Linked DNA regions of Homo sapiens: region 1 is linked to region 2. A link is an interaction called in ENCODE POLR2A ChIA-PET data of the cell type or tissue named here. Cell type or tissue: OCI-LY7. All regions are shown on one strand. Links, peaks and the distances in the headings refer to the core of each region. The heading gives the core; the rest is flanking DNA.

Region 1 (14,160 bases), core at 2,909-10,908, 56 kb before region 2:
GGCATTGTGCTTTGTACCTATTTGGATGATGAATGAAAGATGAATGATTACATCTCATAATCACTTTGAGATTCCTTTCTGAAAACTCCAATATTGAACTCTTTGTGCCTTTCTAAATATGCTGGTAAAACTGAGAACAGGTTTTTCTATTAGAGTGAAAAGGACTGCTGTTTATTGAATGTTTCCCCCTACCTCGCTACTCCTTACCTTTTCCTATTATGACAATCTTAAATTCTCTCCATGGCAAGCTGTTCCCAACTCCCTAAACAGTCATTTCTAGGAAGACTGCAGGCTGTTCATTTTGTTTTCTTTTTTGAGACAGGGTCTCACTGTGTGGCCCAGGCTGGAGTACAGTGGCGCGATCTCGGCTCACTGCAACCTCCGCCTCCTGGGTTCAAGCGATTCTTCTGCCTCAGCCTCCCGAGGAGCTGGGACTACAGGTGCGCACCACCACGCCCAGCTAATTTTTGTAATTTTAGTAGAGATGGGGTGTCACCATGTTGGCCAGGCTGGTCTCGAACTCCTGACCTTGTAATCTGCCCACCTTGGCCTCCCAACGTGCTGGGATTACAAGTGTGAGCCACCGTGCCCGGCCACAGGCTGTTTGTTTTTAAATGAAACAAAAAATCCAAACTGGCTTTTAGAATTAACTGTTGTCTTTCCTCACATTTTTGTCAATTTAAAGAACTGTTAAGCTCCTGTAAAAAAGATGTTATGTAATCTGTAACTACATTTGAGAATGTTAGTCAACTTCAAATAAATTCTTACCAAAATACCTTTTTCTTGTTAACACTAATTGTTGCTGAAATATTAACCTGAACTTGCATATCATTCTATCTGGCAACTTTTCAGAATAGATTCATACCAGCTTCACATGCCATTTATTAATTCATCAATTAATTGATTCAGTAATTATTAGTGAACACTAAATGTCAGGCACTTTTCTAGATGTTTGGGAATATCAGTAAATAAAACAGATTCTTGCCCTCAAGGAAATATTTATAGAACTGCTGTTGTATAAACAGTACTCATCAAATATTCCACTGCTCCCCTGCTTTTCCCAGCATCCCTTACAGTTAGGTTTGGATCATGTGATTACAGCAAGCTAATGGCCTATCAAGGAAATGACATGTATCATTTTTAGGCTGAGGAAGGTATAAGCTAATGTGCTCCCCAACCCTGTTATTACCTGTCACACAACCCCAGAGGTTAATATTCCACATGGTTCAGCCACAAGATATAATTTGAGTCATTTTGGTTACTGAGTCTCATAGTCCGTTTGTGCTGCTATAGCAACATACCTAAGACTAGATAATTTACAAATAATAGGAATTCGTTTCTCACAGTTCTGGAGTCTGCAAAGTCCAATATCAAGCCACTAGTAGATAATGCCTTGTTGCTGCATTTTTCAGAGGGTCTGAAATCTGTGTCCTTACATGGAGGAAGAGACAGAAGGGGCAAACCCACCCCCTCAAGTCCTCTTCTAAAGCACTGTGAGAGTGGAGCCCTCAGGGCCTACCCTCTGAAGGCCCTACCTCTTAAAGAGTGTTTCATTGTAGATTAAATTTCAATATGAGTTTTGGAGGAGACACAAACTGTAGAATTCCACCCCTGGCCCCCCAAAATATATGTCCTTCTTACTTACAAAATATAATCATTCCATCCCAATAACATCAAAAGTCTTAACTTGTTCCAGCATCAACTTTAGAGTCTGACTCTGAAGTCTCATCTAAATATCATCTTCATAACATTTGGATGTGACTCAAGGTACAATTCATCATGAGGCAAATTCCTCTCCCGTTGTGAGCCTGTGAAATCAAGTTATGTGCTTCCAAAATACAATGGTGTACAGGCATACGACAGACATTCCCATTCTAAAAGGGAGCAATAGGCAAGAAGAAATGGGTAACAGGTCTCAAGTAAGTCCAAAATCCAACAAGGCAAACTTTAAATCTTGAAGCTTCAGAAAAACAATCTTTGACTCTATGTGCGACCTTCTGGACACCCTGGGGTGAGGGTTGGGCCCCCAAAGCCCTGGACAGCTGCATTCCTATGGCATCACTGGGCATAGCCCATGCTGCAGCTCTCCCTGACTGATGCTGCACACTGGTGGCTCTCTAGGTTTTGGGTCTTGCCAGGGGTTGGGGGAGTAGAGCTGACCCTTCCCCATGGCCCCACTAGATACTGTACTTGACAGGGCTCTCTACAATGGCCTTAACCCACAACTCCATTTGACATTGCCTAGTGGAGGTTCTCTGCAGTATCCCTGGCAGCTCTCTACCTGGGCCCTGAGGCTTTCAGAGAGAGCCTTTGAAATCTAGGTGGAGGTAGCAATGCCTCCACAAGTGTTGCAGTCTGCATGCCTGCAGAGCTGGCAGCACAAGGATCCCACTGAAGTTTATCGCTTGTGCCTCCTGGAGCAGCAGCCCAAGCCTCACTTGGGCCCACTTGAACCACAGCTGGGGCAGCCAAGGAGTTCTGCACCTGAATGCAGGGAACAGACTTGAGGCAATATTGAGAGCCCCAAGGTCCCTCCTTTGAAGCCTTTCTTCCCTCAAGGCACTAGCACTCTGGGCCTGTGATGGGAGTAGCAGCCTCAGAGATCTCTGAAATGCCTTCAGGGTCATTGTTCCATTGTCCTGAGAATAGCATCTGGCTTCCTCCTATCCCTATTAATTTTATCAAATAGCCTCTTGGCCACATCCTTGGTATGCTTTCTGAAATATGCTTTGCAACCCTGCCAGTGTTTAAATTAAAATGGAGACTTGGCCAGAAAACTTTTTGAGCAGACAAAACCAGAGGCCTTAAAAATAACCTGAATCTCCATCCTGGCTAACACGGTGAAACCCCGTCTCTACTAAAAATACAAAAAAATTAGCTGGGCGTCATGGCGGGTGCCTGTAGTCCCAGCTACTCTGGAGGCTGAGGCAGGAGAATGGCGTGAACCTGGGAGGTAGAGCTTGCAGTGAGCCGACATCGCACCACTGCACTGAAGCCTGGGCGACAGAGAGAGACTCTGTCTCAAAAAAATTAAAAAATAAAATAAAAAATAACCTAAATCTTGCTTAAACTGCAAAAACTTAAGTTGGGTAATTTCTGATGGTTCATGCTAGACAAAACTAAAACTCAACCCCAGCCATGATAAGTATGATTATGTGATTAGGGGCTTGCCAACAAGTACCTAAAAAAAGGAATTTTGTAATTGGAAGCCAATCAAATAATTTATTTTGCTTCTCCATTTTCCCAATAAATACCTGACATTTCATCATTGGGACACTAAACTTCTTTTAGTCTGGTGTTCCCCAACTCATGAATTGCATCTCACTCAAATAAACTCTTGTGCCTCAGATTTTTCTTTAACACCAGGCTGAGAAGTTTCCAAATCTTCTGCTTCCCTTTTAGTTCTATCTTTAATTCATTTCTCCCTTCTTACATTTTACTATAAGCAATCAAAAGAAGCCATGCAGAACCTTCAACACTTTGCTCAGATAATTCTGCCAAATATCCTGGTTCATCACTCACAAGTTCTGCCATTCATAAAACGTTAGGACACAGAAACAATTCAGTCAAGTTCTTTGCCACAAGAATGGCTTTTCCTCCAGTTTCTAATACCATTTTCCTCATTTCCATCTGAGGAAGTATTGTACTTTAGTAGAGATAGGGTTTCACCATATTGGCCAGGCTGGTCTGGAACTCCTGACCATAGGTTATCCACCCATCTTGGCCTCCCAAAGGGCACGGTGATTCATGCCTGTAATCCTAGCACTTTGGGAGGCCGAGGCAGGTGGATCACCTGAGGCCAGAAGTTCGAGACCAGCCTGGCCAACATGGCAAAACCCTGTCTCTACTAAAAATACAAAAAATTAGCTGGGCATAGTGGCACACACCTGTAATCCCAACTACTGGGAAGGCTGAGGCAAAAGAACTGCTTGAACCGGGGAGGCGGAGGTTGCAGTGAGCACCACTGTACTCCAGCCTAAGCAACAAAGCGAGACTATCTCAAAAAAACAAAAAACAAACAAACAAAAACCCTGAGAATGGGTAATGTATAAATAATAGAAATGCATTTTTTACAGTTCTGGAGGCTGAGATTTCCAAAATGAAGGCAACAATAGGTCTGATATCTAGTCTAGTCTATTCTAGTTTGATGTCTGTGCTTCCAGTGGCTCCTCGTCCTCACATCGTGGAAGGGATGGAAGGGTAAAAAGAGAGAAATGCTGTGTAAAGCCTCCCTTATAAAGCATTAATTCCATTCATGAGGGTGGAGCACTCATGACTTACTCACCTCATAAAGGTCCCACCTTTTAATAGTTAATATAACTTTGGGCATTAAGTTCCTACATGAATTTTGGAGGGGACACAAACATTCAAACCATAGCACTGAGTGAAGGTGAGGAGTTGAGCAACACTGAACTTTCACTGCTTGCCAACCTGTGCTAGATAGATGACATGTGTGAGATATAAATGTTTGTTGTTTAAACCACTGAGGATTTAGAGTCTGACTGCTGGGATAGTCAGTGTTAATTGCCCTGAGTAATACAACTCCTATTATTTATTTAGTACCTTTTATGTACTTTGCTATGCAAAGTACTAGGCTGTGTGTAATAGTGATTTGTTACAATTCTGATAGTTGACTTCCCTTGCCAAAAAGGAGTCATGTTCAGTATTCATTCCGAATTATATTATCATCAATCTCACCAAATTTGCTCAATTTTTTAAAAACAGTGGTTCTCGGCCGGGCGTGGTGGCTCATGCCTGTAATCCTAGCACTTTGGGAGGCCAAGGTAGGTGGATCACCTGAGGTCAGGAGTTTGAGACCAGCCTGCAAACATGGTGAAAACCCATCTCTACTAAAAACACAAAAATTAGCTGGGTGTGGTGGCGGCCACCTATAATCCCAGCTACTCAGGAAGCTGAAGCAGGAGAATCACTTGAATCCAGGAGGCGGAGGTTGCAGTGAGCTGAGATCACGCCATTGTACTCCAGCCTGGGCGATAAAAGCAAAACTCAGTCTCAAAAAAATAAATAAATAAAATAAAAACAGTGGCTCTCAGAAAGAAACAAACAGTGGCTCTAAAATTGATACAAGTCTTGAAATTTTAGAGGGAAAAGAAGGATTTTAGGCTTATTCTAGAAGATTTAATTAGGATGAGACTTAATTAGGATGAGTCCTGATTCCATGGTTGAGTATTTAATCTGCCTTATTTTTCCCAGAGGTAAAATTGGAGATAATATTTTGCTACTAATGTCACAACGTTATTATAATGATCAAAATGAGTTGACTATATAAATTATGAGGCATATATATACAAATATGACTATTCTCATTGAACCTGAACATTGATTTTTATCATATCACACTTGTGCTTTAATAAAAGGAAAATATAATGAAAACTATTTAGGTAGGGTAGTCCAAAATGTCTTCACATTCAGAGTCTGTCTCTGAATCACTTTTGACTCTGAATCATCAATGTCTGTATTTTCTTCCTTTTTTTTTTTTTTTTTTGAGACAGAGTTTTGCTCTTGTTGCCCAGGCTGGAGTGCAATGGCATGATCTCAGCTCACTGCAACCTCTGTCTCCTGGGTTCAAGCAATTCTCCTGCCTCAGCCTCCCGAGTAGCTGGGATTACAGGCATGCGCCACCAGGCCCGGCTAATTTTTTGTGTTTTTAGTGGAGACAGGGTTTCACCATGTTGGCCAGGCTGGTCTTGAACTCTTGACCTCAGATGATCCACCTGTGTTGGCCTCCCAAAGTGCTGGGATTACAGGCATTAGCCACCAAGCCCGGCCTATGTCTGTATTTTTCAATATAATATTACAAGTGTGGCCTCGAGAGCACTGGTGATGTAATGTTCCTTAGGCAGGTCTTCAGGTCTTCACCTTTTTTGTTTGTTTGTTTTTGAGACAGAATCTCCCTCAATCACCAAGGCTGGAGTGCAGTGGTGTGATCTCGGCTCACTGCAACCTCCACCTCCCGGGTTCAAGCAATTCTCCTGCCTCAGCCTCCCAAGCAGCTGGGATTACAGGTGCCTGCCACCATGCCCAGCTAATTTTTTTTTTTTTTTTGTATTTTTAGTAGAGATGAAGTTTCACCATGTTGGCCAGCCTGGTCTCGAACCCCTGACCTCAGGTGATCCACCTGCCTTGGCCTCCCAAAGTGCTGGGATTACAGGCATGAGCCATCGTGCCTGGCCAGACTATTTTTATCTGAGTTTTTCTTCCAAGTCTCTGACATCCAGTCTGCAAGTTTTGATGCTAATGCTTTCTTGATCTTACAGGAAGGTGTCAATGAAAGGTTTTCAGGCAACAAGTAGGATTCATATAGCTTGCTTAAATGATACTTAAATGAACAAACTGAAAGGGCTATGAGTTTCAGTTTTCCAGTCATGCCACCAGGATTAACAATCAATCAAGTTTGGGCATGAATAGACAATGACGGCTGGGTGTGGTGGCTCATGCCTGTAATCCTAGCACTTTGAGTGGCCGAGGCCGGCGGATCACCTGAGGTCAGGAGTTCGAGACCAGCCTCAACATGGAGAAACCCCGTCTCTACTACAAATACAAAATTAGCCGGGCATGGTGGTGCATGCCTGTAATCCCAGCTACTCGGGAGGCTGAGGCAGGAGAATTGCTTGAACCTGGGAGGCAGAGGTTGCAGTGAGCTGAGATCACACCATTGCACTCCAGCCTGGGCAACAAGAGTGAAACTCCGTCTCAGAAAAAAAAAAAAAAAAAAAAAAAAGACAATGACAACTATAGCACAACTGCTGAGCAGAAGAAACAACTGTAAAACATCAGTTTTAAGACACATCTTGGCCGGGCGCGGTGGCTCACGTCTGTAATCCCAGCACTTTGGGAGGTCAAGGCACGTGGATCACGACGTCAGGAATTCAAGACAAGCCTGGCCAACATGGTGAAACCTCATCTCTACTAAAAATACAAAAATTAGCCAGGCGTCGTGGTGGGCACCTGTAATCCCAGCTACTCGGGAGGCTGAGGCAGGAGAATCGCTTGAACCTGGGAGGCAGAGGTTGCAGTGACCCTAGATCGCGCCACTGCACTCCAGCCTAGGCAACAGAGCAAGACTGTCTCAAAAAAAAAAAAAAAAGACACATCTTGATTTCTGAGATATTACAATATAACTATATATTTCTTGGGACAGATAAAATGCAGTATTGTTATTTTATTAATACAAATAAAGGTATATAATAATAAGGCCCTGATAACCTCAGCTACACAGGAACTCACAGATCATTCTTTCTTTTCCATCTCATTCTTAGCACGCTAATCCAACCTTTGCAATCTTAAATCTAGGACAAAGCAATAGAAGGATTTGGGCTATGGAGAAAAGAGAACTCATTTTGGTGTCTAAAGACCTGGATCTGACTTTCAGCCTTGCAATACTTTTAGGAGGTGAAATCACTACTCTGGGGGAAATATCTGATTCAGAAGGTTTTGGGCGGGGGGGATTTAATGTATGCAGAAGCAGTTTGTAAACTGTAAAATCTCTATACAAGAGGAAGAGAACTGGCTGCACTCCAGCCTGGGTGACAGAGTGAGAGTTCTGCCTCAAAAAAAAAAAACAAAAAAAAAAAGAACTAATATTTGTTGAGTGCCAGGAACTGAGCTGGGTATTTGGGCATTATCTTATTTGATCTGATGTAAATGCTAAGGCATATCATGTCTGGATAGTCACCTTGCTAGCTAATCCATTCTGTGGTGGGTTTTTTTTTCTTCTTCTTCCTGAAATAACCCTTTCATTCCCTTAAACCTTAAAGCAGAAATCTTCTTTAGTTACTGTTCCTATCACAAACCAGTTGATGACTATGAGCTCATCACAAAGCTGCAGCCTCTCACTCATTGTTGCCTTGTAGTAAGACACATGATGAAATAAGAGACCCTTAGGCTACCAGTGTGCTGTGTAGAATCTTCCCTGTGATTCTTTTGCCAGAACTAGCCCCTGGGACCTTGGCAGAAAATTTTTACTTATACTATGATAAAAATTCCAAAAATAGGCTGGGCGCGGTGGCTCACGCCTATAATCTCAGCACTTTGGGAGGCTGAGGCAGGCAGATCCACTAGAGGTTAGGAGTTCAAGACCAGCCTGGGCAACATGGCGAAACCCTGTCTCTACTAAAAATACAAAAATTAGCTGGGTGTGGTGGCAGGCGCTTGTAATCCCAGCTACTCGGGAGGCTGAGGCAGGAGAATCACTTGAATCTGGGAGGCAGAGGCTGCAGTGAGCCAAGATTGCGCTATTGCACTCCAGCCTGGGTGACAGAGTGAGACTCCGTCTCAAAAAAAAAAAAAAAAATTCCAAAAACAATCTAAGATGCATTGGACAATTTATACAGATTCAGGATTCAGGTGCACAGAAAGTTGACATCCAAAACCCCCGGCCATAGAAACCAGAGATCCCAGTGACAAGATAATTTTGGGGTCTGTAACTCTATTCAGAGGCAGAAAAGTTACTGGCAAGAAATTTAGTCCTAGGGAAGTATAAGTCAGGAACTCTTTTCCCATCCCCAAAGTCCTGATTACCTTTGAGACTTTTCTTTTGAGACAGGGTCTCAGCCAGTTTCTTTTATTTATTATTGATTGATTGATTGATTGGTAGAAACAGGGTCTCACCTTATTACCCACTTTGGTCTCCAACTCCTGGCCTCAAGCAGTCCTCCCACCTCACCTCCCAAAGTGCTGGGATTACAGGCATGAGCCACCAAGCAGGGCTGAGACTGACTCTTTGAACTAAAGACCTAGTCTCCTCATGATCTTCCAGCTGGAAGAATTGAGTCATTGAAATGAAGTGAATCTTAGTCTATAAGTTGGGGTTGTAGATCCTAGCTCAGAGGCTAGACGGTATATGAGGCACATTATTGCACCAGGCAAGTGAAATGCTATCTTGACCTATTAATAGGTGGTGGTAAGGTGGAGTGGTGGGGGAGGTGTTAAAGCTATAAACTTTATTATGTTTCAAATGACCTCAGGATGGGGGGCAAATACCTACAACAATTTGAGGAGTCCCAAGACCCATCTCATGGCTACCATCTTAGGACAGTAATGTAATGTTTAATTTCTAACTCAATGTAACATTCATATCATTCTCTGATTATTTTATGTACATCTATATTAACTTCTCACTAAGGTTTTAAGCTTGAGGACAGTAATCACATCTTACTTTAAAAAATATTCTGGGCCGGGCACGGTGGCTCATGCCTGTAATCCCAGCTCTTTCGGAGGCCGAGGTGGGCTGATCACGAGGTCAGAAGATTGAGACTATCCTGGCTAACACGGTGAAACCCTGTCTCTACTAAAAATACAAAAAATTAGCTGGGCGTGGTGGCGGACTCCTGTAGTCCCAGATCCTCAGGAGGCTGAGGCAGGAGAATGGCATGAACCCGGTAGGTGGAGCTTACAGTGAGCCCAGATCGCGCCACTGCACTCCAGCCTGGGTGACGGAGCGAGACTCTGTCTCAAAAAGAAAAAAAATTCTGCAGGCTGGGCACAGTGGCTCACACCTGAAATCCCAGCACTTTGGGAGGCCAAGGCAGGTGGATCACCTAAGGTCAGGGGTTCGAGACCAGTCTGGCTAACATGGTGAAACCCCTATCTCTACTAAAACTACAAAAATTAGCTGGGTGTGGTGGCATGCACCTGTAGTCCCAGCTACTTGGGAGGCTGAGGCAGGAGAATTGCTTGAACCCAGGAAGCGGAGGTTGCAGTGAGCTGAGATTATGCCACTGCACTCCAACCTGGGCAACAGAGTAAGACTCCGTCTCAAAAAAAAAAAAATCTGCATGTATAATACCTAGCATAATTCCTTGTACAACCCAGAAAATTTATTTTTTTTATTTTTTGAAACAGAGTCTTGCTGTGTTGCCCAGGCTGGAGTGCAGCGGCATGATCTTGGCTTACTGCCACCTCTGCCTCCTGGCTTCAAGTGATTCTCCTGCCTTAGCCTCCTGAGTAACTGGGATTACAGGCATGTGGCACCATGCCTGGCTAATTTTTGTATTTTTAGTAGAGATGGGATTTCACCATGTTGACCAGGCTTGTCTCGAACTCCTGACCTCGTGATCTGCCTGCCTCGGCCTCCCAAAGTGCTGGGATTACAGGTGTGAACCACTGCGCCCGGCCCAGAAAATTTATTAATATCACCACTTCTTATTTGACTCTGGCAGAGATTATATCTTGCGTGATCTCTATAAAAGTGGGACCCAGATTAATTTTTGCCATCAACGCGTGTTTTTCCAAGAACCCAGCCGCTCCAGAAAAATCTATTTTATTTGCAGAACTATTGCAAAATCTGACACTCCACTTCACTGGAATGCCCTTGTAATTGCCAAATGTTGTCTTGCCTCGTGGTAATTCTTGGCCAGACCTATGGATTGCCAGACCTTGCAGCTGTTTACCCTTGAAGTCCAATTCTCCTAAAACATCAAATCCAGTGACATTTCTTAATGACCTAATAAGAGTCGGCACTGAGCTAGTTGCCACTGAGGGTATGAAGACATGATTGCTGCCCTTAAGTAGTTAAGAGTTTATATGAAGACAAACGAATATTTTCAATAGCATATACAGACTTCAGTGATAATTTAGATAGTAAAGAAACAAAGGCATGACACAGAAAAAAAAAAGCCTTTAAGAACTCACTGGAGGGAGAGACATCAATTCTACCCTCTTGTTTTGTTGTTGTTGTTGTTGTGGTTGTGGTTTTGAGACAGTCTCACTCTGTTGCTCAGCGTGGAGTGCAGTGGTGTGATCTCAGCTCACTGCAAACTCCGCCCCCCAGGTTCAATCGATTCACCTGCCTCAGCCTCCCAACTACCTGGGATTACAGGCACCCGCCACCATGCCTGGCTAATTTTTGTATTTTTATTAGAGATGGGGTTTCACCATGTTGGTCAGGCTGGTCTTGAACTCCTGACCTCAAGTGACCCAGCCACTTCGTCTTCCCAAAGTACTGGGATTATAGGGGTGAGCCACTGCGTCTGGCCATTTATCTCTTGACCTGAAATTACTCAGTGGCACCATTGAGATTTCTGCCTTGAAAACGGTCCACCTCTTTTTTTTTTTTTTTTTTTTTGAGACAGAGTTTCGCTCTTGTTGCTTAGGCTAGAGTGCAATGATGCAATCTCAACTCACCGCAACCTCTGCCTCCTGGATTCAAAGGATTCTCCCGCCTCAGCCTCCTGAGTAGCTAGGACTATAGGCATGCGCCACCACGCCTAGTTAATTTTGTATTTTTAGTAGAGATGGGGTTTCTCCATATTGGTCAGGCTGGTCTCAAACTCCCGATCTCAGGTGATCCACCCTCCTTGGGCTCCCAAAGTGCTGGGATTACAGGTGTGAGCCACTGCGCCCAGCTCAGTCCACCTCTCTTTACTGCTAATTTTGTGTATTGGAACCTGTACTCTATCCATTTTGTTTTTAAATTTTCTAGACCCGGAAAGCATGGACTGGTACCAGGTCACAAAGATACTATTTGTGTTGTCACAACTTATTCTCTTCCTCTAAGATGTTGGGACAGAATATGTGGGATTTCTACTCATCTTCATCTTTCTACCTGGAATATGATCTTCACGAAACAGACTTTTCTTCTGAGATGAAGAAACTTTGTCAAAAGCAGTCTAATTCAGTCCGGTCAATATGGTGAAACCCTGTCTCTACTAAAAAATAATATATGAAAAAATTAGCTGGACGTGGTGGCATGCACCTGTAATCCCAGCTACAGGGAGGCTGAAGCAGGAGAATCACTTGAACCCGGGAGGCGGAGGTTGCAGAGTGCTGAGATCATGCCACTGCACTCCAGCCTGGGCAACAGAGTGAGACTGTCTCAAAAAAAAAAAAAAAGACAGTCCAATAGCCACTGTTTCCTAGTTCTTCACCTCATATTCCCTGCTCCCTTCTTAACCTTTCTGCTTTGGCGACTTTATCTTTTTCCCTATGAGAATGAATGTCACCCCACTCCAAGTCTTCAATCAATGTGTTCTAAAAGGAGAGAAAGCCTAAGAGTATGAGTCAACTTTATTCCTGGTACTGAACTTTGTTTGTTCTCATGTTAGTTGCCCGAAGGAACAGGGAAGAGAAGCAAAAGGGAAGTGATTAACAGGTCAACCTATTTGACTAATTTAAGAGATCAATTTAAAAGAAAATGATAACATAGCAAACTCCTCTTATATGCACATAAGGCATTACTAAGTATCTATTTTATGGTGCTTGACATGTTACAATTGCCTTTTTTTCTTCTTTTTTTTTTGAGACAGAGTCTTACTGTGTTGCCCAGACTGGAGTACAGTGGCGCGATCTCGGCTCACTGCAGCTACCGCCTCCTGGGTTCAAGCGATTCTTGTACCTCAGCCTCGCGAGTAGTTGGGACTACAGGCGACCGCCACAACACCTGGCTAATTTTTGTTGTATTTTTAGTAGAGATAGGATTTCGCCATGTTGCCCAGGCTGGTCTTGAACTCCTGACCTCAAGTGATCTGCCCACCTCGGCCTCCCAAAGCATTGGGATTACAGGTGTGAGCCACCGTGCCTGGCCACAGTTGCCTTTTTTAACCTTGATGTTGGCTTTTTTTTTTTTTTGAGATGGAGTCTTACTCTGTTGCCTGGGCTGGAGTGCAGTGGCGCTATCTCGGCTCACTGCAACCCTGCCTCCCTGGTTTAAGTGATTCTCCTACCTCAGCCCTCCAGAGTAGCTGGGATTACAGGGGCCCGTCATCAAACCTGGCTAATTTTTTTTTGCATTTTTAATAGAGACGGGGTTTCACCATGTTGCCCAGGCTGGTCTTGAACTCCTAGCCTCAAGTGATCTGCCCACCTCGGCCTTCCAAAGTGCTGGGATTACAGGTACGAGCCACCGCGCCGGGTCAGATGTTGGTTTCTTAAGCAAAAACAGAATCAGGATATCCCAGGAAGTCAACAGACATCTATCTGGTGGCCTCCTAGGTGAAAATGCTCTCCTTCAACTTAGCAGGTGTGAGCATTATAACTGTAACCTGTCCTTTTTTTTTTTTTTTTTTTTTTTTGAGATGGAGTCTTCGCTCTGTCGCCCAGGCTGGAGTGGAGTGGCGCGATCTCGACTCACTGCAAGCTCTGTCTCCTGGGTTCACGCCATTCTCCTGCCTCAGCCTCTTGAGTAACTGGGACTACAGGCACCCGCCACCAAGCCCGGCTCATTTTTTTGTATTTTTAGTAGAGACAGGGTTTCACCGTGTTAGCCAGGATGGTCTCAATCTCCTGACCTCATAATCCACCCGCCTCGGCCTCCCAAAGTGCTGGGATTACAGGCGTGAGCCACCGCGCCCGGCCGTGACCTGTCCTTCTATCTGGACTTTATATTAGAATGGTTTATGTCTGCACCTATGTCTCCATTAGAATGTAACCTCCTGGAGAAGAGAATTCATTTTCTTGTTTATCTTTATTTCCATCTACATCATCAAGTGTTTCATGTACATGCCAATGTTCAAAAACTTTTTTTAATCAATTAGTCAAACTTTGCTAAAGTGGTAGCTTGTCACTACTGCCGGGGTTTGTTGAAGTGTGCCACTCTGCATGCCAGCTAATAATAATAACAACAATAGCAGTTAACCTGTGAAAACCGTGAACAGCAACTCCCCTGAGAGCCAATGACAACTAGAGATATGGCAAGGAGTCATGTTGGAAGAATACTCATCCAGACCCTTGCTGAAATAGACCCAGAAAACGGCTCTGTGGAGTTACACCCAGAATGGAGCCTATGGAGAACACCCATATTCAACAACAGTGGCTGACTTTCAGCACGCAGCAGACAGCCTCTGAGAGACTTTGTTCTGTGTCTCACCCTTCTCTTATGCAGTGAGGAAAGGGAGACTCTCTAGGCCAGGCAGTAACCCTGAGAGCTTCCCTGACAGAGGATTGCTGAGAGACTGAGCAGATGCAAGAGGAATGCCTCTGTTCTTCCCTCACTGCCTATTTTGGCCATCTCCCTGCTTTTAGACTTTGCAGTGGAGGGGCCAGAGGCTTGAGCCAAGCCAAAGATACAGGAGAAGGATCTGGAATCCACCTCAGTGGGTAGGGCCAATTAAGACAAGAGGGGTGTACACAGAGGGAAATGTTCAGAAAACAAACCTCTTGCAAGAATCTGGAGGTATAACAGGGCCAAGTCTTCATACTGAG
Region 2 (16,356 bases), core at 7,703-15,702:
AAATACAAAAATTAGCCAGGCATGATATCATGCGTGCCTGTAGTCCCAGCTACTCGGGAAAAGAAAAAGAAAAAAGAGAGAAAAAAAAAGAAAACTGAGGCACAGAGAGATTCAGTACCTTGCCCAAGAGTGCCCAAGTATTTGTGTACATGACTGAGTCAGGCTGTGTGACTCCAAGGTGAGTAACCTATGCCAGTTACTGGGAATGGGCTGAAAGGGTTTGCAAAGGAAGCTGAAGACCATTCTCACCCTGCCCTGGGGGAATCATGGAATGGTGCCAAATAGAAAAGGCAAGTTTAGGCTGTTCTAGGTTTCCCCTTCCAGAAATGACGTTGGCCTAAAACCATGGTCGTCAAATGTTTTTGTTCTTATATTTTGTAAGAGACTTGAAAAACCATGTACCCCCTTGTACGTTTTAAAGTTAGCAACTGACATTTTTCATTGTAAGTTTAAAGAGCTGTAAGATAGAATTACTGGCTTTTTGTGATTAATATAATAAAACTATGAAAGCACTTTGTTTTGTTTTTTGGAGAAGGAGTCTCACTCTGTTGCCTAGGCTGGAGTGCAATGGCATGATCTCGGCTCACCGCAACCTCCGCCTCCCAGGTTCAAGCGATTCTCCTGCCTCAGCTTCCTGGCTAATTTTTGTATTTTTAGTAGAGACGGGGTTCCACCTGGCTGGCCAGGCTGGTCTTGAACTCCTGACCTCAGGCGATCTGCCCGCCTCGACCTCCCAAAGTGCTGGGATTACAGGCTTGAGTCACTGAGCCCAGCCGAAAGCACCCTTTTAAAGGAATCTACAGGAATATAAATATAGTAATTTGATATTACCATCATCAATTTAGAAAATTCATGACTACACTTTTTTTTTTAAATTTTTATCTTTATATATTTATTTGAGACAAGGTCTTGCTCTGTTGTCCAGCCTAGAGAGCAGTGGCACATCACAGCTCACTGCAGTCTCAAACTTCTGGGCTCAAGCCATCCTCCCAGCTCTCATATCACACTCTTTAATTTTACATTATTTCTTTTTTTTTTTTTTGAAATCATATTTTGAATCCATTTCTATGTAATCTTGTACTAATATAATTAGTGATTAAAAACATTTTATGGCCGGGCACAGTGACTCGTGCCTGTAATCTCAACACTTTGAGAGGCCGAGGTGGGCAGACCACCTGAGATCGGGAGTTCGAGACCAGCCTGACCAACATGGAGAAACCCCGTCTCTACTAAAAATACAAAATTAGCCGGGCATGGTGGTGCATTCCTGTAATCCCAGCTACTCGGGAGGCTGAGGCAGGAGAATCGCTTGAACCCAGGAGGCGGAGGTTGCAGTGAGCCGAGATCGTGCCATCGCACTCCAGCCTGGGGGACAAGAGTGAGACTTCGTCTCAAAAAAAAAAATTTGGAATTGTCCCTTTGATGCCTTACATGCTTTTTTCACCCCAGAGTAATGCATCATTTGTCAGGATTAGGGAAGAGTAAGAGATAAACTTTTTTTGATAAAGTGAGAAGAGGGCAATTGAGAAAATGAGATGGGAAAAGAAAATCAGGGCTGCAGATGTCCTCTGGGGCGCATCAAATTGAGGATCTAGAAATTGATTTCTTTGAAACTAACCACTGCCCTGTACTCCTTGGAAAGTATTTACATACCTACCCTAACCACTACTGGCAGCCCTAATGATCTCCATGTTAAATGTGTTTCTCCCAGCCACACCTGCCCAGAGGGAGAAACTGGGTCATGGTAGCAGTAACCAAGCAGTGCTCTTTGTTCCTTACCCCACCAGATTTACACAACCTATAACCCTCTCAGTGATCTTCTGAGTCATTCTGGAGTCTCTGGGGGTAGATTTCATATGCTCACTAATTGGTCTTCTTGGCCTCTTGGTGGTTTCTGCTCATTTCATTCATCTCCTATAGCTTGGCACAGTAGAACTGCTAGCCTCTTAGCTGCCAGAGCCAAACAGACTGTTCCATGTGAGAAAACCAACCTCCAGATTCCTGGGGCGTTTCTGGTGTAGTGACCTTCCAGAGGGAAATCTACCCCTACTCCTATCCAGTACTCTTCCCTGCCATGAGGGGATTTAGAAGGGAAAGCACTCCCTGCTGACAGTTCTTACAGGGGTTTGTGAAACAAATAATCCCATTTGGTCACCCTTTTGGTTGAGAAGTGGTGATAAATGCTCGAAGTGGTCTGAAGTGCCAGGTGCTATAAAAGAACAGAAAGGGGCCTGTGATCCCTGACTGCACTTTATATTTCAGCATTACCCACTATTTTTTCATATCCCACGACTCAAGATTCCCTCTCAAGTCTTTGCTCTTTGATCTCCTTGATGAACTCACATTCACCCTTCAAATCTCATCTCAATCCCTTCTTTCAGGATGTGTTCCCATTCCGCTAATGCCCTTGAGGGTTTTCTGCTATCTCCATGCTTTTACTACATTTTGGTTTATTTGCTCTTACTATATATTTTCTTGTTAGTCTTTGTATCCAGTTAAACTATGGGCTCCTGAGGGTGTTGGGACTCAGGAGATACCACATTTAAGTATGACTGTAGGAGACAGAAATATGCCACCCCAAAACATGCCTTTTTGGCATATTAATAATTTCCGGCTGGTTATTTTGAGAAATTGCAGACATAGGAGTAGCTTTGGAAAGTTACTCTTGTAAGAGAAATGTGCAGTTGACCCTTGAACAACATGGGTTTGAACTGCACAGGTCCACTTATACTCAGATTTTTTCTTTTTTTTGAGACAAAGTCTCACTCTGTCACCCAGGCTGGAGTGCAGTGGCACGATCTTGGCTCACTGCAACCTCCACTTCCTGGGTTCAAGCGATTATCCTGCCTCAGCCTCCTGAGTAGCTGGGATTACTGGTATGCACCACTACACTGGCTAATTTTTTTTTTTTTTGAGATGGAGTTTTGCTCTTGTCACCCAGGCTGGAGTGCAATGGCATGATCTCGGCTCACCGCAACCTCCGCCTCTTGGGTTCAAGCGATTCTTCTGCCTCAGCCTCCTGAGTAGCTGGGATTACAGGCATGTGCCACCATGCTCAGCTAATTTTGTATTTTCAGTAGAGACGGGGTTTCGCCATGTTAGCCAGGATGGTCTCGATCTCCTGACCTCGTGATCCACCCGCCTCGGCCTCCCAAAGTGCTGGGATTACAGGCGTGAGCCACCGCGCCCAACCCAGAAATGTTTTTTAAATTAAGAAAAAGTTGGGCCGGGCACGGTGGCTCACGCCAGTAATCCCAGCACTTTGGAAGGCCAAGGAGGGTGGATCATGAGGTCAGGAGAGCGAGACCATCCTGGTTAACACGGTGAAACTCCATCTCTACTAAAAAAGAAAAATACAAAAAATTAGCCAGGCATGGTGGTGGGTGCCTGTAGTCCCAGCTACTTGGGAGGCTGAGGTGGGAGAATGGCGTGAACCCGGGAGGCGGAGCTTGCAGTGAGCCGAGATCGCGCCACTGCACTCCAGCCTGGGCGACAGAGCGAGACTCCATCTCAAAAAAAAAAAAAAAGAAAAAGTTGAGTGTGTCATAAATGCATAAAATATATGTAGATACTAGTGTACTTTATTATTTACTGCCATAAAAGATATATAAATCCATTATAAAAAGTTAAAATTTATCAGAGGCCAGGCATGGTGGCTCACACCTATAATCCCAGCACTTTGGGAGGCCACCAGGCGGATCACCTGAGGTCAGGAGTTCGAGACCAGCCTGGACAACATAGTGAAACCCTGTCTCTACTAAAAATACAAAAAATTAGTCGGGCGTGGTGGCACATGCCTGTAATCCCAGCTACTTGGGAGGCTGAGGCAGGAGAATTGCTTGAACCCGGAAGGCGGAGATTGCAGTGAGCCGAGATCATGCCATTGCACTCCAGCCTGGGTAACAGAGCAAGACTCTGTCTCAAAAAAAAAAAAAAAAAAAAAAATCAAAACTTACACATAAGTACACTTACAAACACTTGCACCATTCACAGTGGAAATAAATGCAAACAAATATAGAGATGCAGTATTAAATCATAACTGCATACAATTAACTGTAGTAGGCTGGGCACAGTGGCTCACACCTATAATCCCAGCACTTTGGGAGGCTGAGGTGGGTAGATCAATTGAGGTCAGGAGTTCAAGACCAGCCTGGCCAACATGGTGAAACCCCATCTCTACTAAAGATACAAAAAACAATCAGCCGGGAATGGTGGTGCACGCCTGTAATCCCAGCTACTTGGGAGGCTGAGGCAGGAGAATCGCTTGAACCTGGCTACTCGGGAGGCTGAGGCAGGAGAATTGCTTGAACGCAGGAGGCGGAGGTTGCAGTGAGCTGAGATTGTGAACATTGCCCTCCAGCCTGGGCAACAAGAGTGAAACACTGTCTCAAAAAAAAAAAAAAGTGATCTCTCAGTTCTCACATAGTTTTCATCATGTTTAGTGCAATACCATAAACCTTGAATAACACCTTGGGACCATATGAAGTGCCATTAGTGATGCTGGAAGTGCTCCCAAGAAGCACAGAATAGTTATATCATTACAACAAAAAGTTGAATTGCTTGATATTTCCACAGATTGAGGCCTGCAGCTTGTACTTGTCTGCCATTTCGAGATAAATGAATCCAGCATAAGAACCATTAAAAAAAAAAAAAAAGGAAAGGAAATTTGTGAAACTGTCACTGCAGCTATACCAGCAGTCATGAAAACCTTGCACTTTTTGCAAACTACCTTTATATCTTGTATTGAAAATGCAACTTTTATATTGCATTTATTTTATATTTATTTTGGTGCAATATATTTATATTGGTGCGGTATTGCTATAAGAAATTCATACGTATATAGTCTAATATGATTCCAGAAAAAGCAAAGTCATTATATGACAACTTGAAGCAAAAAGAAGGTGAAATCTAAAGCGAGAGAATTTAATGCTAGCAAATGATTGTTTGGTAATTTTAGAAAGAGGTTTGGGTTTAAAAATGTCAAGATAACAAGAGAATTATTAGCTTCTGTCAACTAAGAGGCAGCAGATGATTTTCCAGACGTTATGAAAATCATTGAGGAAAAGGGATATCTACCTGAATAGGTTTTTAATGCAGATGAAAGTGCTTGATTCTGGGGAAAAAAATGACCCAAAGGACATTTATTAGTAAGGAAGAGAAGCGAGCACCAGGATTTAAGGCAGGAAGAGATAGGCTAACTCTACTGTTTGTACAAATGCAGTCAGGTTTAGATTAAGACTGCCCTTATCTGTAAAGCTGCTAACCCTCAAGCTTTGCAGGGAAAAGATAAATACCAGCTGCCAGTCTTTTAGTTGTGGAACAAGAAGGCCTGGATAATGAGAATCCTTTTCTCTGGATTGGTTCCACTGATGCTTTGTCCCTGAAGTCAGCAAGTACCTTGCCAGTAAGGGACTGCGTTTTAAAGTTCTTTTGATATTGGACAATGCCCCTGGCCACCCAGAACCTCATGAGTTCAACACCAAAGGTGTCAAAGTGGTCTATTTGCCCCCAAATATGTCTCTAATTCAGCCTCTAGATGGGGGGTTCATAAGGACCTTTAAGGCTCATTACACATGATACTCTATGGAAAGGATTGTCAACAGTATGGAAGATAACCCTGATAGGAACATCATGACAGTCTGGAAGCATTACACCATTGAAGACATCATCATTGTTACAGAAAAAGCTATGAAAGCCATCAAGCCCAAAACAATAAATTCCTGCTGGAGAAAACTGTGTCCAGATGTTGTGCATGACTTATCAGGATATATGACAGAAGCAATCAAGGAAATCATGAAAGAGATTGTGGATGTCCCAAAAAAGGTGGGAGATAAAGGGTTTCAAGATACAGATCTTGGATAAATTCAAAAGCTAATAGACACCACACCTGAGGAATTAACAGAAGATGACTTGATGGAGATAAGTGCTTCCAAACCAGAGCCAGATGAAGAGGAAGAACATGTAGAAGCAGTAGTTCTAGAAAACAAATTGACATTAGACAATCTGGCAGAAGGGTTCTGATTATTCAAGGCTGCTTTTGACTTCTTTTACAACATGAGCCCTTCTGTGATATGGACACTAAAACTAAAGAAGGATTGGTACCATATATGGAGGCTGGGAAGTCCCAAGATCAAGCTGCCAAAGAGGGCTGGTTCCTCATAAATGATGCTTTCTAAATGTGTCTCACAGTCTCCCTCCAGCTCTGTTTTTTGAGACGGAGTCTTGCTCTGACGCCCAGGCTGGAGTGCAGTGTCGCGATCTCAGCTCACTGCAACCTCCGCCTCCTGTATTCAAGCGATTCTCTTGCCTCAGCCTCCTGAATACCTGGGACTACAGGCATGCGCCACCACGCCCAGCTAATTTTTTAATATTTTTCGTAGAGATGTGGTTTCACCATGTTTGCCAGGCTGGTCTAGAACTCCTGACCCAAAGTGATCTGCCTGCCTCAGTCTCCCAAAGTGCTGGGATTACAGGCGTGAGCCACCACGCCAGGCCCCCCAGCCTCTTTTATAAGGCCACTAATCCCATTCATGGGGGCTGTAGCCTTCTGACCTAATCAATTCCTAAAGTCCCCATCTCTTGATTGGTATCACATCAGGGACTAAATTCCAACAGATGAATTTGTGGGGACATCAACATTCAGACCATAGCAGCACTTCTGTCTGTCTTGTTATCTTCTGCTGCATAAACAGAAGGGAGTAGTGCCTTTAAATCAGCCCAAGCGCCTCTGGGTATCTTGAAGATAACCAGCTCTTTCCACAGGCCTTTGTGACTCTGGAGGTTCTCAGATCTGGAGGGTGCTAAGGAGGGGACAGGTCAGAAGCCTCTGGGCATGAGTTGTTGGACACAGCCAAGGTCAGAAGAATTCTTGATTTTTAAGTAGGTAGAGCATCCATCTCTGCTGGAGGGGAAAGGAGGGGCCTTCTGTGATTCTTCTGCCAGTTGGGATGAAAGAAACAGTCAATGGAGAACCAGCCTATTATCTGAGCTCAGCCCTCTCCAAACAATGCTCTTGTTGATACATTCTCTGCTTCTTTTTCAAGGGGAGGGAACAGCTGTAGGCTGATCTATGAAATCTTCTGGCCTGGAATTGGAAGGATCTGGCCTGACTCTTCTGGGGGAGGCCATCATATCAGGATGTTATCCAAGCAAGCCCCTGGCTCAGATCTATACATTCTATTTCACTGCATTTGTGTACAGCAGTGCTGCTCAAAATGTGGTCAGTCCTCCACTGGCATCATTAAAATACCTTAGGAGTGTTAAGAATGCAAATTCTTGGGCCCCGGGAATTCCTGGGTAAGGCCCAGGAAGCTGTGGTTTAACAAGCTCGCCAGGTGATTTTTATGTTATGCTAAACTATGAAAAGTACTGCTATGTGGGATTCTCTCTCTCTCTCACACACACATACACATACACGCACACCACACAGCTACCTAAAACTCCTGCAGCTGCTAATGCCACTTGGTCATTTTCCTGTGGTTTTCCTCAGCAGGGCCCTGGGATTTGTTTTTCTCCACTGTGGACCTTGTTCATTTCCTGCTGCTTCCAAGAGGTTGGGAGAGGAAAGAGAGCAGGAATGAAGGCGGGAGGGGGAAGGGGTTAGCTAAGGCAGTGTAGCTTTCAAGAATGAAAAGGAAAAAGCTTAGTGACAGTGTTCCTTTGTGAAGAATTCAGCTTTATGTTGATGGAGCTGCAAGTCATTAGCAACCCAGGCATATGGCCCGAGTTGACCGGGTCATTCTCCGGGGCCAGATCGCCCTCTGCTGCTGACTGATAAATAACACTCTGGGACTCGAACTGCCAAGGAAAAGAGGAAGAGTCTCTGGGGCTAGGGTGGGAGGGAAAGAGGACATGACTAAGGCTAAGAGATCACAAAGTCACCAGGCTGTAGAAGAATCTTGTTAAATTCCTGTGTGCAGGAAAGGAAGAAGTAGCCAAATGAGCGGGCGTTTCTAGGACTCATTCAAGAAACAGTAGGATTCACCCAAGATCTCCACTAGCTCCTGTGATCCTAGCTCCCAGCTTAATGAGGCTCTGCAACCATTCTCCCTTTTATTCCTCACCTTTACCTCACTTGGAACATAAAGGGTGTTTAAAATGGGAAGACAGGCTGGGTGTGGTAGCTCACGCTTGTAATCCCAGCACTTTGGGAGGCCCGGGCGGGTGGATCACCTGAGGTCAGGAGTTCCAGACCAGCCTGACCAACATGGTGAAACCCCGTCACTCCTAAAAATGCAAAAATTAGCCAGGCATGGTGGCGCACGCCTGTAATCCCAGCTTTTCGGGAGACTGAGGCAGGAGAATCGTCTGAACCTGGGAGGCAGAGGTTGCAGTGAGCCAAGATCGCACCATTGTACTCCAGCCTGGGCAACAAGAGCGGAACTCCGTCTCGGAAAAAAAAAATAATTAAAAATAAAATGGGAAGACAGCCACAAAAAAGAAAAAAATGACAAAGTTTTGGTGTCGAGGCATTTAGGGGCAATTAGGCTTTTCAGAGGTTTTTGTTTGTTTTTTTGTTTTTGTTTTTTAATCTCCTTGTCTCAGACTTTCTTTGTTTCTTTTGCCTCCATGAAAGCCCTGTGTCTTTCAGTCTTTCTTCTCCTGCCAGGGAACTCTTACTCCACAGCTGTGGAGTCAGCCCTTCTCAGCCCTTCTCAGCCCTTGCCCCACTTTATTGCAGTTGGGAATGACAGTTCATGTGGGTCACTGGTGAAGAGAGCAAAGATTTGTTCACAGAATAAAAGCTCAGGCACAGCAGTTGCTCTGCCAGCCATGGGCAGTGACCCATTTCCTCCTTCTTCTTGCCTTTGTCCCTTCCCAGCTCAGACTATAGCTGGTCACTGAAGGTCTTCACCCCTCTACCACTCACCCTTGCGACTCCTGCTGGGAAGATAACTTCAGAGTCAGGTCTGGAAAATTACTTAAATCGCCCTAAGGGGCTGAGGTGGAGTAGGGGGAGGGGTGTAGGAGGTGGAGAATTGGGGGTGGAGATGAGAGTGCAGGTGGGCTGGAGATCAGTGCCATAGCCAAATTCTTCAGAATGTTTTCGTGTCAGCTCAGCACGATGGCTCATGCCTGTAATCCCAGCACTTTGGAAGGCCGAGGCAGGTGGACTACCTGAGGTCAGGAGTTCGAGACCAGCCTGACCAACATAGTGAAACCCAGTCTCTACTAAAAATACAAAAAATTTGCCGGACGTGGGGGCGGGTGCCTGTAATCCCATCTACTCGGGAGGCTGAGGCAGGAGAATCGCTTGAACCCAGGAGGTGGAGGTTGCAGTGAGCCGAGATCCCACCACTGCACTCCAGCCTGGGCTCGACAGTGCGAGACTCCATCTCAAATAATAATAATAATAATAATAATAAAACAAATAGAATGTTTTTGTGTCATGAAACACTCTAGCCTCTCCCCCAAGCACCCTCATGTATAGGGTGAGTCCATCTAAGTGAGGCCAAGCCCTTTAACCAAAACAAACATCTTTAAATAAAATTTTATTTGCTTCGTTTTTGGTCTACATGGGACCAAATATCTGAATCTACCACATTTGGATAATTTTGCCAATATTACCCCAAATATATGCTGGTTATCTGTTCGTATCACTACCTTGTGGTTATGGTACTTGAAGGACAATTTCGTCACTCCTAAGTCTTCATCGTGAGCAAGGTTTTTTGCATCTCTGGAGCAATAGTGTGCCTGAGTTGACTATAATCATGGGCGCTTTTGTTGGCAAGATGTGGGACTGGTCTCTGCACATACAGGCAGGTAGGGGGTTAAAGAGAAGAATGGTTACTAGAAGGCATGAATCACTTACATAATTTGCAGGGCTAAGTGTAGAATGAAAATTCAGGATATCTTTTATTCAAAAATTATTAAGAATTTCAAGATGATGACAGCAGAACACTAAGCATGAAGCCCCTTCTAAGACTGGGGACCTGTGTGATGGCATAGGTCACAGGCCCATGAAGCCAGCCCTGGTAGAAGGTACCCTAGGGAGGGTGTGGGCTAACAGATTCAAAGAGCAATGGGACATCCCCTTGTGTTTAGATTTTCCTCAATTTTAGTGTCATTCCCTTCTGTGATCCTCAAAACTTCTGTCAGGCTTTTTTTTCCTGGCACCTACTTGTTGGTTTTAGGTATTCTTTGGGGAGTAAAGGGTAGAGCCTGTGTCCAGGCTTGGGGAACCACATCTCGGGGAGAAAGCAACAGCAGTCAGGGAGAAGTCAGTCCCTAGATGGCATCAGGTGACCTGAGAGCTATGGAGCACAGCAAGGGTGGCAAATGTACTTGGGGAGGACACCTGCAAATGCCAGGGTCATATTGACTTTCTCCCAGTATTCCTGCCACAAACAAACAAACAATTAAGTAAAGGGAAGTCTAATAATAAGAATTAGCCTCTCAGGCCGGGCGCGGTGGCTCACACCTATAATCCTAGCACTTTGGGAGGCCCAGGCGGGTTGATTGCCTGAGCTCAGGAGTTTGAGACCCGCCTGGGCAACATGGCAAAAGCCCGTCTCTACTAAAAATACAAAAAATTAGTCGAGTGTGGTGGTGTGTGCCTGTAATCCCAGCCACTCAGGAGGCTGAAGCAGGAGAATCGCTTGAACCTGGGAGGCAGAGGTTGTAGTGAGCCAAGATTGCGCCATTGCACTCCAGCCTGTGTGACAGAGCGAGACTTTGACTCAAAAAAAAAAAAAAAAAGAATTAGCTTGTCATATTCCAGAGAAGACGATTGGAATCATTGAAATTTGTATATTAAAGAAAATGTCGGCCGGGCATGGTGGCTCATGCCTTTAATGCAGGCACTTTGGGATGCCAAGGCGGGTGGTCACGAAGTCAGGAGATCGAGACCATCCTGGCTAATACGGTGAAACCTCATCTCTACTAAAAATACAAAAAATTAGCTGGGCGTGGTGGCACGCGCCTGTAGTCCCAGCTACCTGGGAGGCTGAGGCAGGAGAATTGCTTGAACCTGGGAGGCAGAGGTTGCAGTGAGTCAAGATTGCACCACTGCACTCCAGCCTGGGTGACAGAGCAAGACTCCGTCTCAAAAAAAAAGAAAAGAAAATGTGGCTGGGGACAGTGACTCACGCCTGTAATCCCAACACTTTGGGAGGCCTAGGTGGGTGGATCGCTTGAGGTCAGGAGTTCGAGACCAGCCTGGCCAACACAGTGAAACCCTGTCTCTACTAAAAAAAAAAAAAAAACATAAAAATTAGCCTGACGTGGTGGCTCATGCCTGTAATCCCAGCTACTTGGGAGGCTGAGGCAAGAGAATGGCTTGAACCCAGGAGGCAGAGGTTGCAGTGAGCCAAGATGGCGCCACTGCACTCCATCCAGACTGGGAGACAGAACAAGACTCTGTCCCAAAAAAAAAAAAAAAAAAAAAGAGAAAATGTAACCTGATTCTGTAGTCTCAGGCTGATGAATTTTGGAACACTTAGCCGTATAATCAGGTGTCACTGGTATGGCATACTCCACAGTTTGGGATATAAATATAGTCTCATCTTTTATTTTTCCATTAATCACTTGAGAGCCCAACTGCAGTTAGTGGCAGGAGGTCCAGTATCTCCCTGGAGACCTTCCTACCAACCCTCTGAATTGTTCAAGAACAAGGGCTTCTGCCTGTCTTGTCAGGTCCTTGGGAGAGAGTGGAGGAGATGGTGTTCTCGTGTTAATTGAGGCTGAGAAAGCAGCACTGCTCACGTTTTGCTTTATTTTCTTCCTCTCCTAGGCAGAATCAGTGTTACATTTGTGGTCAGATGAGCTAACGACATCCTTCCTGACTTCTTTCTCAGAATTAGGAAACCCTGATTAGCATTTAGAACCTCATTTTCACAGACTTCACTCATTAAAACATCAAGACCTAGGTAACGCACCACTGAAATTTCATAATATGGAGGATATGTTTAAATATGTTTAAAATATGTATTTTTAACTGTGGTTAAAATATGTTTTTAAAATGTTTATGAGTCAAAATAATTAAAATTGCCATTTAACGTAAGAATTGATTGTTGCTTCTTCTTCTTCTAAGAGAGATGACAAAATTCTGTTTGGTGGGGAAATAAATCTCTATCTTATTCCCTGCTCTTCCCAGAAGCTATTGGGGGAGGCAAAAGGAAAAGAGAGCTCGAAGTGGTCCTGAGGGGTTGGATCTGGGGAAAATGCTCACAGGATAGCAGGGCACAGTCACAAAGCTAGCTCTGCAAAGAAGGCCTGGGGTTGAATAGGGGGTAGAGAAGTCAGTTGCTTGTGTAACAAAATTGAGGGGAATTGAGTTTCTGGGGAGGCCAAGGGAAAAGGAAGAGGTGCCCGAAAATGGAATTAGCAAGGAGGAGTTGGGAAAGAAATGATGGTCAGATGCACTTTTGCAGTGTTTCTGTCTCTCCACTGTAAACCTCCTCCCTCTCCAGGGTCTGATATACACACCAATACCTTTGGCTAATAACTAATAAAACAAGTAATTATGTAACATTTGCATGTACCATACTGTTCTATGTATTTTACATACATGAACTTATTTAATTGTCATAATCTTATGAAGTTGGTACTGTCATTATTCCATTTTCATAGATGAAGAAAATGAGGCACAGAGGGTGAGTAATTTGCCTATGAATACTCAGTTAATATTCTGAAGCCTCACTGGATATTAACATGCTATTATTTATTTAAATGTCAGTAATCCAATAGGTTAAAAACCATTGGTGAGAATGTAAATTACTACAACCTCTATGGAAAACAGTATGGAGATTTCTCAAAAAACTAAAAATAACTACCATTCTATCCAGTAATCCCGCTACTGGGTACCTACCCAAGGGAACATAAATCATTATATCAAAAGGACACCTGCACTCATATGATTATCTCAGCACTATTCACAATATCAAACATATGGAATCAACCTAAGTATCCATCAACCATAATTGGATAAAGAAAATGTGGTATATATACTCAACGGGATACTATTCAGCCATAAAAACAAATGAAATCATGTCTTTTGCAGCAATGTGGATGGAGCTGGAGGCCATTATCTTAAGTAAAACAACTCACACACAGAAAGTCAAATAACACATATTCTCACTTACAAGTGGGAGCTAAATAATGTGTACACCTATACATAGAGTGTGGAATGACGGAGCTTCAGAATGGTGGGAGGGGTTGAGGGTTGAGAAATTACTTAATGGGTACAATGTACACATTATTCAGGTGACAGATACACTAAAAGCCCAGACTTTGGCCGGGCGCAGTGGCTCACCCCTGTAATCCCAGCACTTTGGGAGGCCAAGGCAGGCAGATCACTTGAGACTGGGAGTTCAAGACCAGCCTGACTAACATGGAGAAGCCCCATCTCTACTAAAAATACAAAATTACCTGGGCTTGGTGGCACATGCCTGTAATCCCAGCTACTCAGGAGGCTGAGGCAGGAGAATCGCTTGAACCTGGGAAGCAGAGGTTGCGGTGAGCCGAGATCGCGCCATTGCACTCCAGCCTGGGCAACAAGAGCAAAACTCTGTCCAAAAAAAAAAAAAAAAAAAAAAGCCCAGGCTTCACCACTACAAAATATAACCATGTAACAAAACCACACTCCTTAAACTGTATTTCTTAAATTTATACAAATGAAAAAAACCTGGGAGATATTTAATGCTAAGAACACTGTGCAGGAGGCTTTAAATACATTTTCTCAGGCCGGATGCGGTGTCTCAGGCCCATAATCCCAGCACTTTGGGAGGCCGAGGCAGGCGGATCACAAAATCAGGAGATCAAGACCATCCTGGCCAACATGGTGAAACCCCGTCTCTACTAAAAATACAAAAATTAGCTGGGCATGGTGGTGCATGCTGTAGTCCCAGCTACTCGGGAGGCTGAGGCAGGAGAATCGCTTGAACCCGGGAAGCGAAGGTTGCAGTGAGCCGAGATCACACCACTGCACTCAAACCTGGTGACAAAGCGAGACTCCGTCTCAATAAACAACAACAACAACAACAACAAAAATGTTCTCATTTAACTCTAGCAACAATCTTGTATGGCAGCTATTACTATCCTCACTCCACAAACGAAGAAACTAAGGCATAATAAAATTAAGAATTTGCCACAAACCATACCACAATACTCAGGATTTGAACACAGATCTGGCAGACTTTTCCACCCATATGCTTAGTCACTAAGCACACTGCCTTTCAGAAGAAAGAAGACCTGGTCAGTACTTTCCTAAGTTAAACGGTGCTTTAACAAACGGTTAAAGACTCTGGGTCTGTTTAACTTAGAGAAGTAAAGGGAGTGGAGCTATTTTAAAATATTTTTAAAGTCTTATTTAGAAAATATGGTTCCTGAGGGCATAATTAGGGCAAAAAGATAGATCACTTATCTGCTCCATGTAAGTTTATAATCGTTGGAACTGTCCAAAAAGGGAATGAACTGCTTAGAAAAGAATAATTTGTGTGTACATGTGTCAGGTCACTAGGTACTGGGATAGAGCAGTGACCTAAGTTCCTGTCCTCAGGGAGTTTATTTCCAGTGTTTCTTTTTCTTTTCTTTTTTTTTTTTTTGAGACAGAATTTCACTCTTGTTGCCCAGGCTGGAGTGCAATGGCGCAATCTCAGCTCACAACCTCCACCTCCCAGGTTCAAGTGATTCTCCTGCCTCAGCCTCCCTAGTAGCTGGAATTACAGGCATGTGCCACCACGCCCAGCTAATTTTTTTGTATTTTTAGTAGAGATGGGGTTTCTCCATGTTGGTCAGGCTGATCTCGAACTCCCGACCTCAGGTGATCCACCTGCCTCGGCCTCCCAAAGTGTTGGGATTACAGGCGTGAGCTACCGCGCCCAGCTATTTCCAATGTTTCTAAGTTTGCAAGGAAAATATGGCTGGTGGCCTCTCCAGATTCCTTCCAGAAGTGGTGACATACCCATTGGGCCTATACTAGATGGGCACTTGGATTGGTGAAATCTAAGTTTGCAATAAACTCAGTAATTCCTATTTGTCTCTTTTTTTTTTTCCTTTTTGTGGAGAACAGGGTCTCGCTATATTGCCCAGGCAGGTCTCGAATTCCTGGGCTCAAGCTACCCTCCCGCCTCTACCTCCCTAAGAGCTGGGATTACAGGCGTGAGCCATCACGCTCAGCAATAATTCCTATTTGTAAACATTTGGATAACTGGATGTTTACAACTTTATTAAAATGTTTGCTACTCACACATTGAAAAGGAAACAGCTCCCATGTTGCCACTACCACTCTACCCAGGTCCTCTCCTCAGTCACTCACAGCTGTTGCTATTGTTGTTTTAACAGTTATTCAAATCAGATTGGTTTGTATGTGTACACAGACTTGTACATAAACATTCAGAACAGTTTTATTTGTCATAAACAACTGGAAATGACTCAAATGTCCATCAATAATGCATGGGTAGACAAATTAAGGTACATCCATACCATGGAAATACAAAAGTATGAAAAGGAATCAACTATTGATACACATAACAATGTAGACAGATCTCAGAAACCTTATACTGTGTGGAAGAAGCCAAGAAAAAAGAGTACATGCTGTACTATTTTATTTATATAAGAGTTTAATGTATAAACTAATCTATAGTGACAAGGCAGATCAGTGGTTGTCTGCAAACAGGGTTGGTGGGTGGGGGAGTGAGGGATGGATTACAGAGGAGCATGAGGAATGATGGGTGATGGATGGTGCATTTTTTTTTTTTTTTTTGAGACAGAGTCTTGCTCTTGTTGCCCAGGCTGGAGTGCAATGGTGCGATCTCAGCTCACTGCAACCTCTGCCTCCCTGGTTCAAGTGATTCTTCTGCCTCAGCCTCCAGAGTAGCTGGGATTACAGGGACCTGACACCACGTCCGGCTAATTTTTGTATTTTTAGTAGAGACGGGGTTTCACCATATTGGCCAGGCTGGTCTCAAACTCCTGACCTCGTGATCTGCCCTCCTCCGCCTCCCAAAGTGCTGGGATTACAGGCATGAGCCACCGCACCCGGTGGATAGTGCATTTTTAATCTTGACTGTGGTTATGGTTTCACGAGTATATGCATATGTTGAAACTCACCAAGTTGTACACTTAAAATATATGCAGTTTATGTTACGTCAGTTATACTTCAATAAAGCTGAAATTAAAGAAAAAGAAAATGTGTGAAAGGAAATACAGGAAATTCTAAGCAGTACCCTTTGAAGTTAGGACTGTGGTAAGGGATGACTTAATTTTCCTTTTTTGTGCTGTTTAAATCTGTTATAAAAAATGAGGGCCAGGCGGCCGAGTGCAGTGGCTCACGCCTGTAATCTCAGGACTTTGGGAGGCCAAGGTGGGTGGATCACCTGAGGTCAGGAGTTCGAGACCAGCCTGGCCAACATAGCA

What was found. ChIA-PET counts read pairs that join two places held together with the same protein. Peaks named below come from ENCODE experiments on the same cell type or tissue, not always from the same donor. Only the 100,000 strongest peaks of a DNase experiment are listed, where the experiment ranks them.
Region 1: POLR2A ChIA-PET joins it to region 2 with 18 read pairs; 11 of 35 experiments call an interaction of 5 or more read pairs at or near these places.

What each region holds. Positions count from the first base shown.
Region 1 is chr1:112,984,082-112,998,241 of GRCh38, forward strand. LOC107985189 (a long non-coding RNA gene) reads right to left here and starts at 5,500. Exons shown (of 2, transcript XR_001738193.2): 1 at 1-5,500. RefSeq lists a silencer at 12,265-12,441 and an enhancer at 13,353-14,160. In OCI-LY7, for the core only: no CTCF peak of the experiment used is centred there; no DNase peak of the experiment used is centred there.
Region 2 is chr1:113,035,055-113,051,410 of GRCh38, forward strand. LRIG2-DT (LRIG2 divergent transcript) reads right to left here. Exons shown (of 3, transcript NR_103777.1): 2 at 13,369-13,507. Among named protein-coding and RNA genes, the nearest start is that of LRIG2-DT, 30 kb to the right of the region's middle. RefSeq lists enhancers at 6,665-7,584, 7,613-7,907, 8,506-9,425 and a silencer at 7,768-7,817. In OCI-LY7, for the core only: CTCF peaks have their summits at 7,730 (motif pointing left) and 7,934; a DNase peak (open chromatin) is centred at 7,767.